2 separate regions of the Homo sapiens genome follow, and region 2 is linked to region 1. The links are chromatin loops, found by intact Hi-C in ENCODE. Cell type or tissue: PC-3. All regions are shown on one strand. Region 1 has its middle 100 kb from the start of LINC01429. Region 2 holds the start of LINC01429 (long intergenic non-protein coding RNA 1429).

What was found. A loop is a pair of places that touch in the nucleus more often than their neighbours do. Peaks named below come from ENCODE experiments on the same cell type or tissue, not always from the same donor. Only the 100,000 strongest peaks of a DNase experiment are listed, where the experiment ranks them.
Region 2: it touches region 1 in a loop (2.6-fold over the local background); 2 of 110 quality-filtered maps call a loop at or near these places.

What each region holds. Positions count from the first base shown.
Region 1 is chr20:51,962,330-51,970,329 of GRCh38, forward strand. No RefSeq gene overlaps it. Among named protein-coding and RNA genes, the nearest start is that of LINC01429, 100 kb to the left of the region's middle. RefSeq lists enhancers at 6,199-6,700, 6,701-7,200. In PC-3, CTCF peaks have their summits at 4,203 (motif pointing left) and 4,405; a DNase peak (open chromatin) is centred at 4,182.
Region 2 is chr20:51,855,747-51,863,746 of GRCh38, forward strand. It overlaps LINC01429 (long intergenic non-protein coding RNA 1429), which reads right to left and starts at 7,167. Exons shown (of 3, transcript NR_110016.1): 1 at 7,079-7,167. RefSeq lists an enhancer at 6,656-7,222. In PC-3, no CTCF peak of the experiment used is centred here; a DNase peak (open chromatin) is centred at 4,765; H3K27me3 peaks cover 301 bases.

The sequences.
Region 1 (8,000 bases):
CTTTGAGGGGATGCAGAAGCAAAACCAGTGGAAAAGGTCAGAACTGCTCTGTTTGTTTTTCCAAATTGTCGGAGTAAAGTTACAATATGCCACCTGGGTAAGCCTACTAGCTAAATATCCAGATAATGTACACAGTAACCACAGGGATTTCTCGGACAGATTGGAAACGTTGGAGGAGGAATTTGCTTGGGGGAAGGGAACTAGACGAACCTGGGTTAAGCCCTCCCTAAGCATGGAGGGGTTGCTCAGTGCCTGACATGAAAAACGGTCTTATTTTTAATCCTCAGGACATCTCTTTGAGGAAGGTATTATTATTCCCAGAATAATAATAGGGGATGGGGGATGGCTCGTGTGACTTGCCCCTGGCATTTTCCTTCATGGATATTCCCGTATCTGATCATTTCTGCTTGTGTTTGAGCTTTCAGTTTCATCAGCATAATCTTTGTCGGAAGGCGGGAGTTTTACATTTGCAATTCTAGATTTTTCTTTCTGCTGGCGTTCCGGCAGACCACTACTGTTTGTTATATATCTACTTCACATCAAATAAGTCAAGCCGTAGAAAAAGTCCTGGGAGGTTTCCTGGGGTGTGGGTGTGGGGCCTCTGTGATATTTCTCTTTGCAGTTTAAGATTTTGAAAGGCAGAGGGTCTGAGGGGCAAGGGGAGAAAGTCCCCCCAGAGAGCGGTTTCTTTTTTCTTTCTTTTTTTTTTGGAGATGGAGTTTTGCTCTTGTTGCCCAGGCTGGAGTGCAGCCGCGCGATCTCAGTTCGCTGCAACCTCCACTTCCTGGGTTCAAGCGATTCTCCTGCCTCAGCCTCCCAAGTAGCTGGGATTACAGGCATGTACCACCATGCCTGGCTAATTTTTGTATTTTTAGTAGAGATGGGGTTTCACCATGTTGGCCAGGCTGGTCTTGAACTCTTGACCTCAGGTGATCTGCCCATCTCGGCCTCCCAAAGTGCTGGGATTACAATCATGAGCCGTTGCAGCTGGCACAAAGAGCCTTTTCAATTCAAATCCTCACCCACCTTCTCCCTAGTCTTTTCACTGGATGTCTGGGGGCTCACACCTGCTCTCTGACACTCCCATAATAAAGTTACTACCAAGGCCAACTATGGATCAGACTCACCTGGTGAATTTTCAGAAAACAGATATTTGCTTCCAATTTACATACAGGCTCAGATCCTGAAGGTCTAGTAATTAGACTCATTGCAAAAGTGCCCTCCGCTGATTCTCAAAATCAGAAATAACTATGAATGCATAGGAACACATACAAATTTAAAGTTATGAGAATCACTAATACATAGAAAACAATTTCAGATTTGATTACTGGCCAGGTCCACAGCTCAGCGTAAATGTCACCTGTTTAAAGAGATCTTCACCATCATCTTCCAAATTCTAGCCCTTTTAATAGCATAGAGTGGATATCATTTATCTGTGCATTCATCATTTGCTTCTCCCCAACAGAATGTTAGCTGCCTAAGAGCCAGAGTCTTTTCCACCCTCTTCTCGGTCAAGTTCAAAGTGTCTAGGTTAGTGTCTACACATCGCAGGTATTCAGTTTCTGCTGGGTGGGTGCATGAGTGAACAAATTTTTTTTTTTTTTTTTTTTTTGAGACAGAATCTTGCTCTATCACCCAGGCTGGAGTGCAGTGGTGCCATCTCGGCTCACTGCAGCCTCTGCCTCCTGGGTTTGAGCAATTCTAGTGCCTCAGCCTCCGGACTAGCTGGGACTACAGGCACCCGCCACCACGCCCAGCTAATTTTTGTATTTTTAGTAGATGGGGTTTCACCATGTCGGCCAGGCTGGTCTTGAACTACTGACCTCAAGTGATCCGCCTGCCTAGGCCTCCCAAAGTGCTGGGATTACAGGTGTGAGCCACTGTGTCTGGCCTGAACGAATGATTTGATTAGAAAAGGTTCAGTCAGCTAAGAGATACCCTAGCATTTATCTGATCTGGCCTCCTTGTTTAAGAAATCCTGGGAGGCAGGACAGAAAGCCAACCTGGCTAGCTGAGGTCACCATTCCTGGGCTTCTCATCATACCTGCCACAGTGGCCACTGTGAACAACTTTCTTCTCCTCTGACACCTGGGATTTTTTGTTTCAAATACTCAAAGGTGTGTATTACAGTATTGTTAATGGTAGCAAACACAAAAACAAAACCAACAAAAAACCTCTAGAAACAAAAGGAAAGAATCCTGACACATTCACACCATGGAATATTATATAGATATTAAGTAAAATGAGATAAAACTGGAAAAATTGTCTTAAAGGAATTTCCATTAAGTATTGTTGAGGGAGGAGAGAGGCTGGGTAAGAGGTAGGATTATTATGATAGAAAGGGAAAAGTTGGTAGAATTTTTTTTAAAAAAGAAGAAAATTAAATAATGGTGGTATTTTAAAAATATGTATGATATATCCACTTTATGTATCTATGAAAATTGCACAATTAAACATGCTTGTATGTAAGCAGAAGTTTTCTTTTTTAAAAAATGTGGGATGGCTGGGTGTGGTGGCTCACGCATGTAATCCCAGCACTTTGGGAAGCTGAGGTGGGTGGATAACCTGAAGTCAGGAGTTTGAGACCAGCCTGACCAACATGGTGAAACTCCATCTCTACTAAAAATACAAAATTAGCTGGGCATGGTGGTGCTTGCCTGTAATCCCAGCTACTTGGAAGGCTGAGGCAGGAGAATTGCTTGAACCCGGGAGGCAGAGGTTGCAGTGAGCCGAGATGGAGCCATTGCACTGAAGCCTGGGTGACAAGAGTGAAACTCCGTCTCAAAAACAAAAACAAAAAAAGCAAGATGCACCTACAGTGATAAAAAGGATAATGTATAGCTTCAAATGTAGGAAAGAAGGATTAAAAATAAATAAGCTGCCGGGCACAGTGGCTCACGCCTGTAATCCCAGCACTTTGGGAGGCCGAGGCGGGCAGATCATGAGGTCAGGAGATCGAGACCACAGTGAAAGCCCGTCACTACTAAAAAATACAAAAAATTAGCTGGGCGTGGTGGCGGGCACCTGTAGTCCCTGCTACTCAGGAGGCTGAGGCAGGAGAATGGCATGAACCTGGAAGGCAGAGCTTGCAGTGAGCCGAGATCGCGCCACTGCACTCCAGCCTGGGTGACAGAGCAAGACTCTGTCTCAAAAAAAAAAATAAAAAATAAAATAAATAAGCTAACATTTACTTCAAAATGCAGTAAGAAGAAAAACAGGGTCAAATATAAAGAAAGATGGAAATAAAAGGAAATAACCATCTGAAAAAAATTTAAACAGAAAATGTCCTAAAGCTAATATGAAACGTTCGGCCAGGTGCGGTGGTTCATGCCTGTAATCCCAGCACTTTGGGAGACTGAGGCTGGCACATCACTTTAGGTCAGGAGTTTGAGATTAGCCTGACTGAGATGATAAAACCCCATCTCTACTAAAACTACAAAAATTAACCAGGTGTGGTGGCACATGCCTGTATTCCCAGCTACTCGGGAGGCTGAGGCAGGAGGATCGCTTGAACCTGGGAGTTGTTGCAGTGAGCGGAGATCGTGCCACTGCATTCCAGCCTGGGCGACAGAGTGAGACTCCGTCTCAAAAAAAAGCTAATATGAAATGTTAACAGTTGTGGCTGGGCGCGGTGGCTCGCGCCTGTAATCCTAGTACTTTGGGAGGCCGAGACGGGTGGATTGCCTGAGCTCAGGAGTTTGAGACCAGCCTGGGCAACACAGGGAAGCCCTGTCTCTACTAAAATACAAAAAATTAGCCGGGCATGGCGGTGTGCGCCTGTAATTCCAGCCACTCAGGAGGCTGAGGCAGGAGAATTGCTAGAAGTTGGGAGGCGGAGGTTGCAGTGAGCTGAGATTGTGCCACTGCACTCCAGCCTGGGCAACAGAGCGAGACTCCATCTCAAAAAAAAAAGAAATGTTAACAGTTGTTATTTTAAAAGAAGGTTACAAAGCTGCTCATTGTATTTTTTTTTCTACTTTCTGTATTTTTAAACTTTCCTGTTAGAAAATTATACATCAAAAGTAAAGTGTCCCCATGAGGTCATTCTGTCCCCAGGAGTGGGAGGCTTGCCAGGCCTCTGGGTGGGGTGATGCCGTGCTCCTCCCAACCTTGATGCCAGGACTTCCTAACCAGGGGACACCTCATTTCGGTTCTGGTCAGCCTGGCTTTACTTCTCTCCTTACTGCCCCCTTATGGTAGCCATTTGCCAGGGTTTTGTCTTCCTTGGTTATGTCCCTAGCTAAGAGTGTTCTGGAGCCTTGATGTGGATCTTGTGTAGAGGATGAAAGCTAAAAAGTCAGGGAGCCACTTAAGGCATCCCTGGCCTGGGGAAAGGAGCCTTCCTTCTTCCCATTTCCCTTGTCAATGATGCCGGCTCCGTGGATTCTACTCCCATACTTGGGTAGATAATCTGGAAGTCTACTCCTCATCTTTTATGCAGGTTTTAGTTCTGGATAGTTCTTCAATCCTGTCCACTTCCCACTCCCACCCCCAAACGGTGCACTATGTATGAGCCATGCAGTAGGTACCCCGCATAAAGGGAAACTCGCACCTCCCTTCCTCACAGACTCCCATGGCGGGGAAGCTGGACTTGGCACAGGTGGAGTCCTGGGGAGTAAGTTCTTGGGCTGGCATGTTCATCATCTCACTGGTGGGCTCACCTTGGGCAAATGACAATTTCTCTAAGACTCAGTTTCTTCTTGCAGAAAACTAGGACCACAAACTGGGTATACATTAAGTAGATAATGAGTGTTTGGACTTTTGTTTACTGTGTATCTTTCCCAGTTTGTCTGGAGGGCATAGTCTTTCATGGTTTCGTTCAGCATGGTTTTCTTAGAGCGTTTATGCATGCCTGTCACATGTAGGCATTCTGGAAATATTTGTTGAATGAAGTACTTTTGCTTTGTAGTTTTACTTTAAATCTTCCCTTACTTCTCTTGGAGATTTTTTTTTTTTTTTTTTTTTTTTTTTTTGTGACGGACTTTCGCTCTTTTTTTTTTTTTTTTTTTTTTGAGACGGAGTCTCGCTGTCGCCCAGGCTGGAGTGCAGTGGCGCAATCTCGGCTCACTGCAGGCTCCGCCCCCTGGGGTTCACGCCATTCTCCTGCCTCAGCCTCCCGAGTAGCTGGGACTACAGGCGCCCGCCACCTCGCCCGGCTATTTTTTTGTATTTTTAGTAGAGACGGGGTTTCACCGTGTTAGCCAGGATGGTCTCGATCTCCTGACCTCGTGATCCACCCGCCTCGGCCTCCCAAAGTGCTGGGATTACAGGCGTGAGCCACCGCGCCCGGCCCGGACTTTCGCTCTTGTTGCCCAGGCTGGAGTGCAATGGCGCGATCGATCTCAGCTCACCAAAACCTCCACCTCCCAGGTTCAAGCGATTCTCCTGCCTCAGCCTCCTGAGTAGCTGGGATTACAGGCATGCGCCACCATGCCAGGCTAATTTTGTATTTTTAGTAGAGCCTGGGTTTCTCCCTGTTGATCAGGCTGGTCTCGAACTCCTGACCTCAGGTGATCTGCCCGCCTCGGCCTCTCGGCCTCCCAAAGTATTGGGATTACAGGTGTGAGCCACCATGCCCAGCCTAGGAGGAGATATTTTTAAGGGTTTAAAGAACATACCTAGACATAGAATTGTTGGGTCGTGGGAAATTCACACCTTCAGCTTCAACTAGATATCACCAATTGTTCTCCAAAGAGGTCTGCCAATTTCTACTCCCAAATAGCAGTTTATAAGGGTTTCCTTCTGTTCACGTTCTCTCTAGAACCTGGTACTTTCGGATTTTAACTGCTATGCCATCCTGATGGGAATGAAATGCTTTTTCTTTAAAGGGAAGAATGAAAATGGCAGGTCCACTTTAGGCTATACGACATATTGAACAATTTTAATTTTACTGTTACTGGATATTTACATTTTAGTTATCCCAGATCTCAGCTCCGATGTCTCTTCTGGGGAGGACTTTGCTGAATCCCTATATAAGTTGGTTTTCCCTTCAGTCACTGACTATCCCATCTGTCTATTTCCCTTCCCTTCTGTCTATTTCCCTTCCCAAGCACAGAAGTCGGAAAGCATCTTTTGGATTGTACTTGTTTACTGCTTTCTCTCCCAGGAGACTTTAAGCGCCCTTGCCTGTCTTGTTCACCACTGCACCTCCAGGCCTAGCACAGAGCCTGGTACAGGACAAGAATGTACAAAATATATAGAGAATAAATGAAAGAGTGTATGGACTTATTGAAAAGCAGAAGCCAGTGGACTAATTCAACACTGGACTCACTAAAATGAATCTTGACAGTTATAGGCAAGTGCTACTGTCAGATACTCTTCCTTTGTTTTGCCCTTCTTACCTTTGAGCCAGAGGTTTTGTTTTTTTTTTTCAGTTTTTTGTTTTGAGACGGAGTCTCAAACTGCACTGCACTGTCGCCCAGGCTGGAGTGCAGTGGCGCGATCTTGGCTCACAGGTGCCTGCCACCATGCCCAGCTGATTTTTTTGTATTTTTAGTAGAGATGGGGTTTCATCGTGTTAGCCAGGATGGTCTCAATCTCCTGACCTTGTGATCTGCCCGCCTTGGCCTCCCAGAGTGCTGGGATTACAGGCATGAGCCACTGCACCAGGCGTGTTTTGTTTTTGAGACAGGGCCTCACTCTGTCGCTCAAGTTGGAGTGCAGTGGCACGATATCGGCTCACTGCAGCCTCGACCTCCTGGGCTTAAGCGATCCTCCCACCTCAGCCTCCTAAGTAGCTGGGACCACAGGCATGTGCTACCACGCCCAGCTGATTTTTTTTCTTTCTTTTCTTTTTTATTTTGCAGAGATGGCGTGTCACTATGTTAACCAGGCTGGTCTTGAACTCCTGAGCTCGCGTGATCCTCCTACCTTGGCCTGCCAAAGTGCTGGGATTACAGGTGTGAGCCACCACACCTGGCCTGAGCCAGAGGTTTTATAATTCACTTAACAAGTGTTTTTGATCACCCCCCGTGTGCCAGTGACTGTGCCATGGAACTACTCATGGAATGAAGGCAAAATTACAGGTCTGCAGTTTTGCTGAGAGTGGCCTTGGGTGACTCAACTCAGAATGAGACATGAAATCTGGCATAAATAATCTCTTCAAAAGAAAAAAACACTTCTTGGCCGGGAGTGGTGGCTCATGCCTTTAATCCCAGCACTTTGGGTGGCTGAGGAGGGCGGATCAAGGTTGGGAGTTCGAGACCAGCCTGACCAACATGGAGAAACCCCGTCTCTACTGAAAATACAAAATTAGCCAGACATGGTGGTGCACGCCTGTAATCCCAGCTACTCGGGAGGCTGAGGCAGGAGAATCACTTGAACCAGGGAGGTGGAGGCTGCGGTGAGCCAATATCATGGCATTGCACTCCAGCCTGGGCAACAAGAGCGAAACTCCGTCCCGCCCCCCCGCAAAAAAAAAAGAAAAAGAAAAAGAAAAAAAACACTTTTCTCATAGAGGAGTAGTAGTGATGGTGATAATAAGGAAAGTCAACATTTATCAGGGGCTTACTGCATGCCAGGCATGGAACTAGTTGCTTTGCATGAATTATATATTTAATAATTAGAAAAACCTACAGCATGGTTATTCAAGTGCAGTCACCAATAGATGCATTGAATCTACCTGATTTCTACCAGTTGTGTGGAGAGAAAACGGAGACAGAGAAAAAGAAGACTGATTTAAATTATCTGGGCCACCATGTGCACTCTTGCAGGTAAGAGACGAGGCACACGTGCATTTTCTGGTCTTGAGCTCTGTCCAGTCCCTGATGGTGATACTATAATAGAAAAGATATGCAAGGTCATTTTTGACCATACTCAAAATTTTCCTCTATACACTGGCTTTTAGAATGAACTCCTTTGAAAACAAAGGCTTAGAGGGGGCTAAATGTCTTCTATAGCAGAGTCACACACCTGGAGGAGCAGAGGCAACCACTATGGGGACCCAGAGGCTTTGATCCTAACCTGTCTCCTAAATTTAACACCTCACTAGGTTTTACTTC
Region 2 (8,000 bases), 110 kb before region 1:
TTCTCTGTGATAAGTGCCCCGGAGCGCAACTGCTGGGTCATGTGGTACTGCATGTTTAGTTTTTTTTTTTTTAACAAACTGACAGTTTTCCAGAGTGGCTGTAACACGTGACATTACCTCCAGAAATGCATGGGTGCTATGTACAGAGTGGTAAAAAAAAATCTCTGTCGCCAAACCATCTGAACTCTAGTGAAAGTGGGGTGGGTGTGAACAAATGAACAAAATCTACATTGTATTAGACAAGGATAAGTGCTTTGGAGAGAATGAGGCAGCCAGTGGGGGTGGGGTCTGCAAGGGTCTGGATGGATCAACTGCAGTGGTGAAAAGGGAAGGCTTTGGAGGGAAAGTGACACCTGAAGATAGAATAAATGTGTTATTGTGGAATGCAATGCTGCTCCACTGCCCCCCCACACCTTTTTTTTTCAATGCCTTGAAAAGACTTAATCCAGACGAACTCTCTTCTCGCCTGCTTTCTTTTTTTTTTTTTGAGACAGAGTTTCGCTCTGTCACCCAAGCTGGAGTGCAGTGGCACAATCTCAGCTCACTGCAACCTCTGCCTCCTGGGTTCAAGTGATTATCCTGCCTCAGCCTCCTGAGTAACTGGGATTACAGGTGCATGCCACCACGCTCAGCTAATTTTTTGTATTTTTAGTAGAGACAGGGTTTCACCATGTTGGTCGGGCTGATCTTGAACTCCTGACCTGAAGTGATCCACCCGCCTTGGCCTCCCAAAGTGCTGGGATTACAGACATGAGCCACTGTGCCTGGCTTGATTTTAGATTCCCATCTGATGTTCTCTATAACTTTGATGACTCCCCAAACAAAGGCTCCCAAACACACTCTGAGGCTTATGGTAATGAATTTAAATAAGCCAGCGTGTGTACTGGGTGTAGCACATGTCCAGAAGCAGGAAACCCTCACTGTCCTCTATAAGCTGCTGTTCTGTCAGGAACATTGTGACAGCACTGCTGCTGATATTATCGTTTTCATATCCCAGAATGGGAATGGTTTCTTGCCATCCTCAGACAGAGTTGCCTCATCTTGATGACAGTGGTAGGATGAGTAATAATTATCTACCATTGTCTAACTTAGATATCAAGCACTTTGCACCAATTCTTATTGGGTGCTCAAAGAAACCTCAGGAGGAATATGCTATCAGTATAACTCCCTTTTTATAGCTAAGGCCACAAAGGCTCTGAGTGGCGAAGTGGTCCATGAGGGTCTCAGAGCAGTAATGGGGAAGAATGAGATTTTGAATCCTAAAGCACTAGAGGAAATGTTCTTCAACTATGCCTCAGAGGTGTCCTAGAAAATCAGACCGGAAGAGTATTCACCAAATTTAGTATTTGTGCTGCAACGATTGGAAATCCATAAGTAAAAGAATGAAAGTGGACTTTTCCCTCACACCATATGCAAAAATTAATTTGAAATGAATCAATAACCTAAACAGAAGAGCTAAAGCCATAACACTCTTAGGAGAAAACACAGGAGGAAATTTCCATGAACTTGGAATTGGCAATGGGTTCTTAGATATGAACACACAAAACATGAGCAACAAAATAAAAAATAAAGCACAAGGAACAAAAGGAAATAAATTGGACTTCATTAATTTCTTTTCTTTTTTTTTTTTGAGGCAGAGTCTTACTGCTGTCTCGGCTCACTACAACCTCTGTTCCCCAGGTTCAAGCAATTCTCCTGCCTCAGCCTCCCAAGTAGCTGAGAATACAGCTGTGCACCACCACACCCGGTTTCACCATGTTGGCCAGGGTGGTCTCAAACTCCTGACCTCAAGTGATTGTCCCACCTTGGCCTCCCAAAGTGCTGGGATTACAGAAGTGAGCCACCACACCCGGCCGGGACTTCATTAAATTTAAAAACTTTTGTACATCAAAGGACATTATCAAGGAAGGAAAAAGACAACTCACAGAATGGGAGAAAATATTCGCAAATCAATCATAAATCTGATAAGGGTCTGGGATCTAAATTTTTTTTGTAGCCACCACGCCTGGCTAATTTTTGTGTTTTTAGTAGAGATGGTGTTTCACTATGTTGGCCAGGCTGGTCTTGAACTCCTGATCTCAGGTGATCCAACCACTTCGGCCTCCCAAAGTGCTGGGATTACAGGTGTGAGCCACCACTCCCAGCCTGGGATCTAAAATTTGTAAGGCATTCTTGCAAAGCAACAACAAGACAAACAACTCAGTCAAAATATGGGCAAAGGACTTGAATAGATATTTTCTTCCAAAGAAGATGTACAAAAGGCCAGAAAGCACATGACAAGATGCTCAGCATCATTAGTCACTAGAGAATGCACTTCAAAATCACAAGGCATCATTTCACATCCACTAGGATGGTTATTATCAACAAAACCAAACAGAACACAAAAACCCAGGTTGGGTATGGTGGCTCATGCCTGTAATCCCAGCACTTTGGGAGGCCAAGGTGGTTGGATTACCTGAGGTCAGGAGTTCGAGACCAGTCTGGCCAACATGGCAAAACCCCATCTCTACTAAAACTACAAAAATTAGCCAGGCATGATGGCACACGCCTGTAATCCCAGCTACTCAGGAGGCTGAGGCAGGAGAATAGATTGAACCCGGGAGGCGGAGGTTGCAGTGAGCCAAGATTGCTCCACTGCACTCTTGCCTGTGCGACAGTGAGACTCCATCTCAAAAACAAACAAACAGGCCAGGCGCGGTGGCTCATGCCTATAATCCCAGCACTTTGGGAGGTCAAGGCAGGTGGATCACGAGGTCAGAAGATTGAGATCATCCTGGCGAACACGGTGAAACCCCGTCTGTACTAAAAATACAAAAATTAGCCTGGCTTGGTGGTACGCACCTCTAGTCCCAGCTACTCAGGAGGCTGAGGCAGGAGAATCACTTGAACCCAGGAGGCAGTGGTTATAGTGAGCCGAGATCGAGATCATGCTACTGCACTCCAGCCTGGGTGATACAGCAAGACTCCATCTCAAAAAAACAAAACAAAACAAAACAAAACAAAACAAAAAAACAAAAAATAAGAAAACAGGCATTCAAATACACGTACATACGTGTTCAGAGTAGCACTATACACAATAGCCAAAAGGTGTAAATATCCCAAATGTCCATCAACTGGTGAGTGCAGAAATGAGATGAAGTACTGTATAAGTTCTGTTGTACCACAGACAATTATTCAGCCATAAAATGGAATGAGATACTGATACGTGCTACAATGTGGATGAGCCTTGAAAACATTACAGTAAGTAAAAGAAGCCAGACACAAAAAGCCACATTTGATTTTGTTGATAAGAAATAGGAATCTGAATCTGTTCACTTTAACCAGAATAGGTAAGGCCATGGCGAGATGCCGATTGGCGGTTGCCAGGTCCTGGGGGCTAGGGTAGAACTGGGGAGCGACTGCCTACTGGCTACACGGTTTCCACTTGGGGTGATGAAAATGTTTCGGTGCTGGACAGAGGTGGTGATAACGCAATACTGTGAATATACCAACTGCTCCTGAATTGGTCACTTTAAAATGGTTAATTTTATGTTATGTGAATTTCATGTCAATTTTTTTTCTTTTTTCTTTTTTTTGAGACAGAGTTTCACACTTGTTGCCCAGGCTGGAGTGCAGTGGTGCAATCTCGGCTCACCACAACCTCCGCCTCCCGGGTTCAAGCGATTTTCCTGCCTCAGCCTCCCGAGTAGCTGGGATTACAGGCGTGCGCCACCACGCCCAGCTAATTTTGTATTTTTAGTAGAGACAGGGTTTCTCCATGTTGGTCAGGCTGGTCTCGAACTCCCGACCTTAGGTGATCTGCCCGCCTCGGCCTCCCAAAGTGCTGGGATTACAGGCGTGAGCCACCGCGCCCAGCTTCATGTCAATTTTTAAATTTCACGTTTGATTCCAGGGGTTGGGAGTTTGCTGCCCTTCATCATGGAGTTTGCTGCAGCCAGTGCAGGGGTGAAAAGGGAAGAGCAAAACAGGCAGATCTCGTTTAGGAGAGATACTGCAATTTATCTGATGCTGATCTTTTAAGTCACTTCTGGTGCCAAAGAGCACTGGACTTGGAGCCTGAAGAACTGAGACTTCCTGACATTTGGCCTTAAGCAAGCCTGAGCTTAGACTTCCTGAGCTTTTCCCGATGTTTTGTGTTGGGCAGCCCCATTTCCCTGGACAGCTGCAGGGATGGAGGGAAGTGATGCGTGTATGCATGTGGGCTTGTTCCTTCCTTCTCTATTCCACAGGCTGTCAGTGTACAGGTATGTTTGCACACAAGAAAGATGTTGGTCCTGGGGTCTCAGAGGCACCAAAGAACTGGCCAGCTTTGTCCAATTCATCCAAAATCCAGTCAGTGGCGTAAAGAGGAAGCCATCACACCAGGCCTTTGCCAACAAAGCAGACAGGCTGCCCAGCCCAGGAGCTGCCTACTCTTACTCGCCTGTTGGTTTGAGCAGATGCAGCCATGACAGCAGGGTTACAAAGGCCACCCCAGCCAGGCCACCACCCTCCACCAGGGCTCTGCCAGGATGGATTGAACCCTGGCCCTCATGTGTTACTTGATGACAGCAAGATACCTGATAAGAAACTGTTTGGATGTCACAGAGAACACATTTTAACAGCCCAGAGAGGTGGGATTATCACAGAGTGGTGTAAAAGAAGCAAAATTATTTCGGATAAACCATGAAGGAATTTTATTACCCAGTGCAGTTATAAATCAAGTTCTCTGTAAATGCAATAAAACAATTGTTTAGTCTGCATGATTCATACCACAAACCTCAGGATTCTTGGTTTTGATCTTATTGCCGCAATAAACTGTCTAGACAGCAATTAACAAACTGTTTTTCCTTCAGATGTTTGGAGTGCTGGTACAGCGGGAATCGGCACTTAGAAATTCAGGGGCTTCTTCCTGGCTCCTATTAATTATCAGGTTGGGTGAGTGGGAAAAGCCCAGAATCTTCTCAGAATTAGCCTTCTGGAAGTGTCCTTCCCCTGTGAATGTGCCACTTCACCACATAATATTCACTTATAACTGGCAGAAAATCCAAATATACAGATTTTCTTAAACCTTGGCCTGTCACTTTAGAGAGAAGTGAGCAGAATTAACTTTTTTTTTTTTTTTTTTTGGAGACAGTCTTGCTCTGTTGCCCAGGCTGGAGTACAATGGCATGATCTTGGCTCACTGCAACCTCCACCTCCCGAGTTCAAGTGATTCTCCTGTCTTAGCCTCCCAAGTAGCTGGGATTACAGGAATGCACCACCACGCCCTGCTAATTTTGTATTTTTAGTAGAAACAGGGTTTCATCATGTTGGTCAGGCTGGTCTCGAACTCCTGACTTCATGTGATCCACCTGCCTTGGCCTCCCAAAGTGCTGGGATTACAGGCATGAGCCACCATGCCATGCCTGGCCTAGCTTTTGTATATCCTTGGAGCAAAATTTATATACAGATAAGTCATTTCTTCATGTATTCATTCATTTATTCAGCATTAGGGTATAATAGTTTAGAACACTCACTCAGGAGTCTAATCGACTTTCGTGCCATTTCAGGTACGTGATTTCACCTTCCTGAAGTTTATTTTGCATATGTTGAAAGTCATGGAGGAAAATTAAATGAAATTATCTGTGTAAATTGCCTGGAACATAATAAGAGCTCAAAACTATTCACTATTATTGTCTATCATCCATGCATTCATCTGTCCATCCACGTATTCACCATCCCTCTATCTATCCATCCATCCACCCACCTATCCATCCATTCCTTCACCCTTCCTTTCTTCCTTCCTTCTATCATTTATTCACCTATCTGTCCATTCTTCCTTCTTTTCTTTCCTTCCTTCCAACATTTATCCATCCATCCATCCATCCATCTATGCATCCACCCACCCACCCACCCATCCTTCCATCCATCCCTCCATCTATCCCTCCATCTGTCCATTTATCTACACACTCACTCATTCATTCCTTCTTTGCCTGGTACTCTATGCCAGATTGTTGAGATTATAAAAACAAATAAGATATATCCCGACTTCATGGAGATCCCAGTTTAGCTGGAAAGACAGCATTAGGTCTCTGGCTGTAGGCAGCATCTGATCCTGAAGGAAATAGTGAGAGAAAACCTGGGGAAGTGTTTAGTTTCTGGTCTAGCCCTGGTGATTTAAGATGATATGTGAGACGCACTCACCTCCCAGGGCTCCTGATGGCTCAGAGCTCAGTGGATGAACATGGCTTCATCCACACAGTCAGTTACACGGTGAGACTACACATTTGGCAAATGCCCCAAACAAACAAACAAACAAACAAAATAATTTGGGTTCAAGGTAACAGTAAATCACACTCTTCAAACCTAAATATTCTTCTCTAGGCTTCTTCCCACCTTTTCTTCCCTTCTTTCTGCCAACTCCTTCTCCTCCATTTTGCGTCAGACACCATGTGCATTGGGAGGATGTTGCTAGGTCACAGTGGGGACACTTGCTCTATTTACAGAGAAAACAGGGCTCCTCAGATTCACAGGGTTTGCAAAGGAAAGCCCTCCCAGAAAGGAATTCCAGCCTTCCCTTCTGAGGCTGGTGCAGCAGGGCTGGGGGCTGCAGGAACAGACCAGAGAAAGTGACTCAGAATTCCCTTCGGCTACAGTACGATTGCGAGAACCATTTTAAGTATGAGCTGTGGCTCCCCTCTCCCTTTTTCCTCAGCCTCCAGGGAGCTGCCATTTAAAAAATCTTGGCCTGGCCAGGGGCGGTGGCTCATGCCTGTAATCCCAGCACTTTGGGAGGCTGAGGTGGGCGGATCACCTGAGGTCGGGAGTTTGAGACCAGCCTGACCCCTGACCAACATGGAGAAACCCCGTCTCTACTAAAAATACAAAATTAGCTGGAGGCTGAGGTAGGAGAATCGATTGAACTCGGGAGGCAGAGGTTGTGGTGAGCTGAGATCACGCCATTGCACTCCAGCCTGGGCAACAAGAGCAAAACTCCATCTCAAAAAAAAAAAAAAAAAAAAGAAAAGAAAGAAAGTAATCCATGTCTTTCTCACGTACCAACATCCAGATAGAAGCAGTCCAGGATGGGTAGAGCAGCTCCTTTGGTAGAACCCACCTCTATTGCGCTGCCATGCCTGGCACGTTGCTCCCATCCCCATGGTCCAAGGGTCCTCTCCTCCACATCCCCATCCAGCCAGCAGAAAGGGGAGACAATGAAGGGAAGGCACGCCCCAGAAGGATGTGCCTCCGAGGCCTCTCACATCACTGGAATGCTCTCCCCATAGCCTAGGATTTAGTCACGAGACCGCACAGGGGAGCTGAGCTCTTTGTTCTGGTTGGCCATGTGTCCACATCTATTACTACACAAAAGTGGGGATGGCCATGGAGGGAGAACCAGCAAATTCTTTCATACGCTCCTATGGCCTTGATCCATCCAGTGGGTACATTTCTGAGCCCCTCGCTTTCTCACTGCCTCTTCTGCTGGGAGCATGACTCCCGGGCTGCAGAAGGACAGGCTGGTGCATTGAGAGTCTTTAGGCTTTGCTTGAATTGCAAATGCTCTGGTTTTCTGGCAAGACGGAAGTAGGTCCCTGGGCAGAAGTGTCAGAAGACCTGGGGTTGCCTCTGAACGTCACTGTTTCTGGGTCTGAGACCTTGGACTCAGAAATGAAAAAAACCTCTGAACCTCAGTGAAATGGGGGAAAAAATAAATGACTTCCATAGAGTTATTGGGAGGACCAAACTGCATTACCAAATACATTCTGAAAAGGTGAAAGTTCTCCAAATGATTGTGTGTTTTATCATCTCCACCACCACCATTTTTCTTTTTCTTTTTTTTTTGAGACAGAGTCTTGCTCTGTTGCCCAGGCTGGAGTGCAGTAGCGCGATCTCGGCTCACTGCAAGCTCCACCTCCCGGGTTCACCCCATTCTCCTGCCTCAGCCTCCCGAGTAGCTGGGACTACAGGCACCCGCCTCCACGCCCGGCTAATTTTTGTATTTTTAGTAGAGACGGGGTTTCACCGTGTTAGCCAGGATG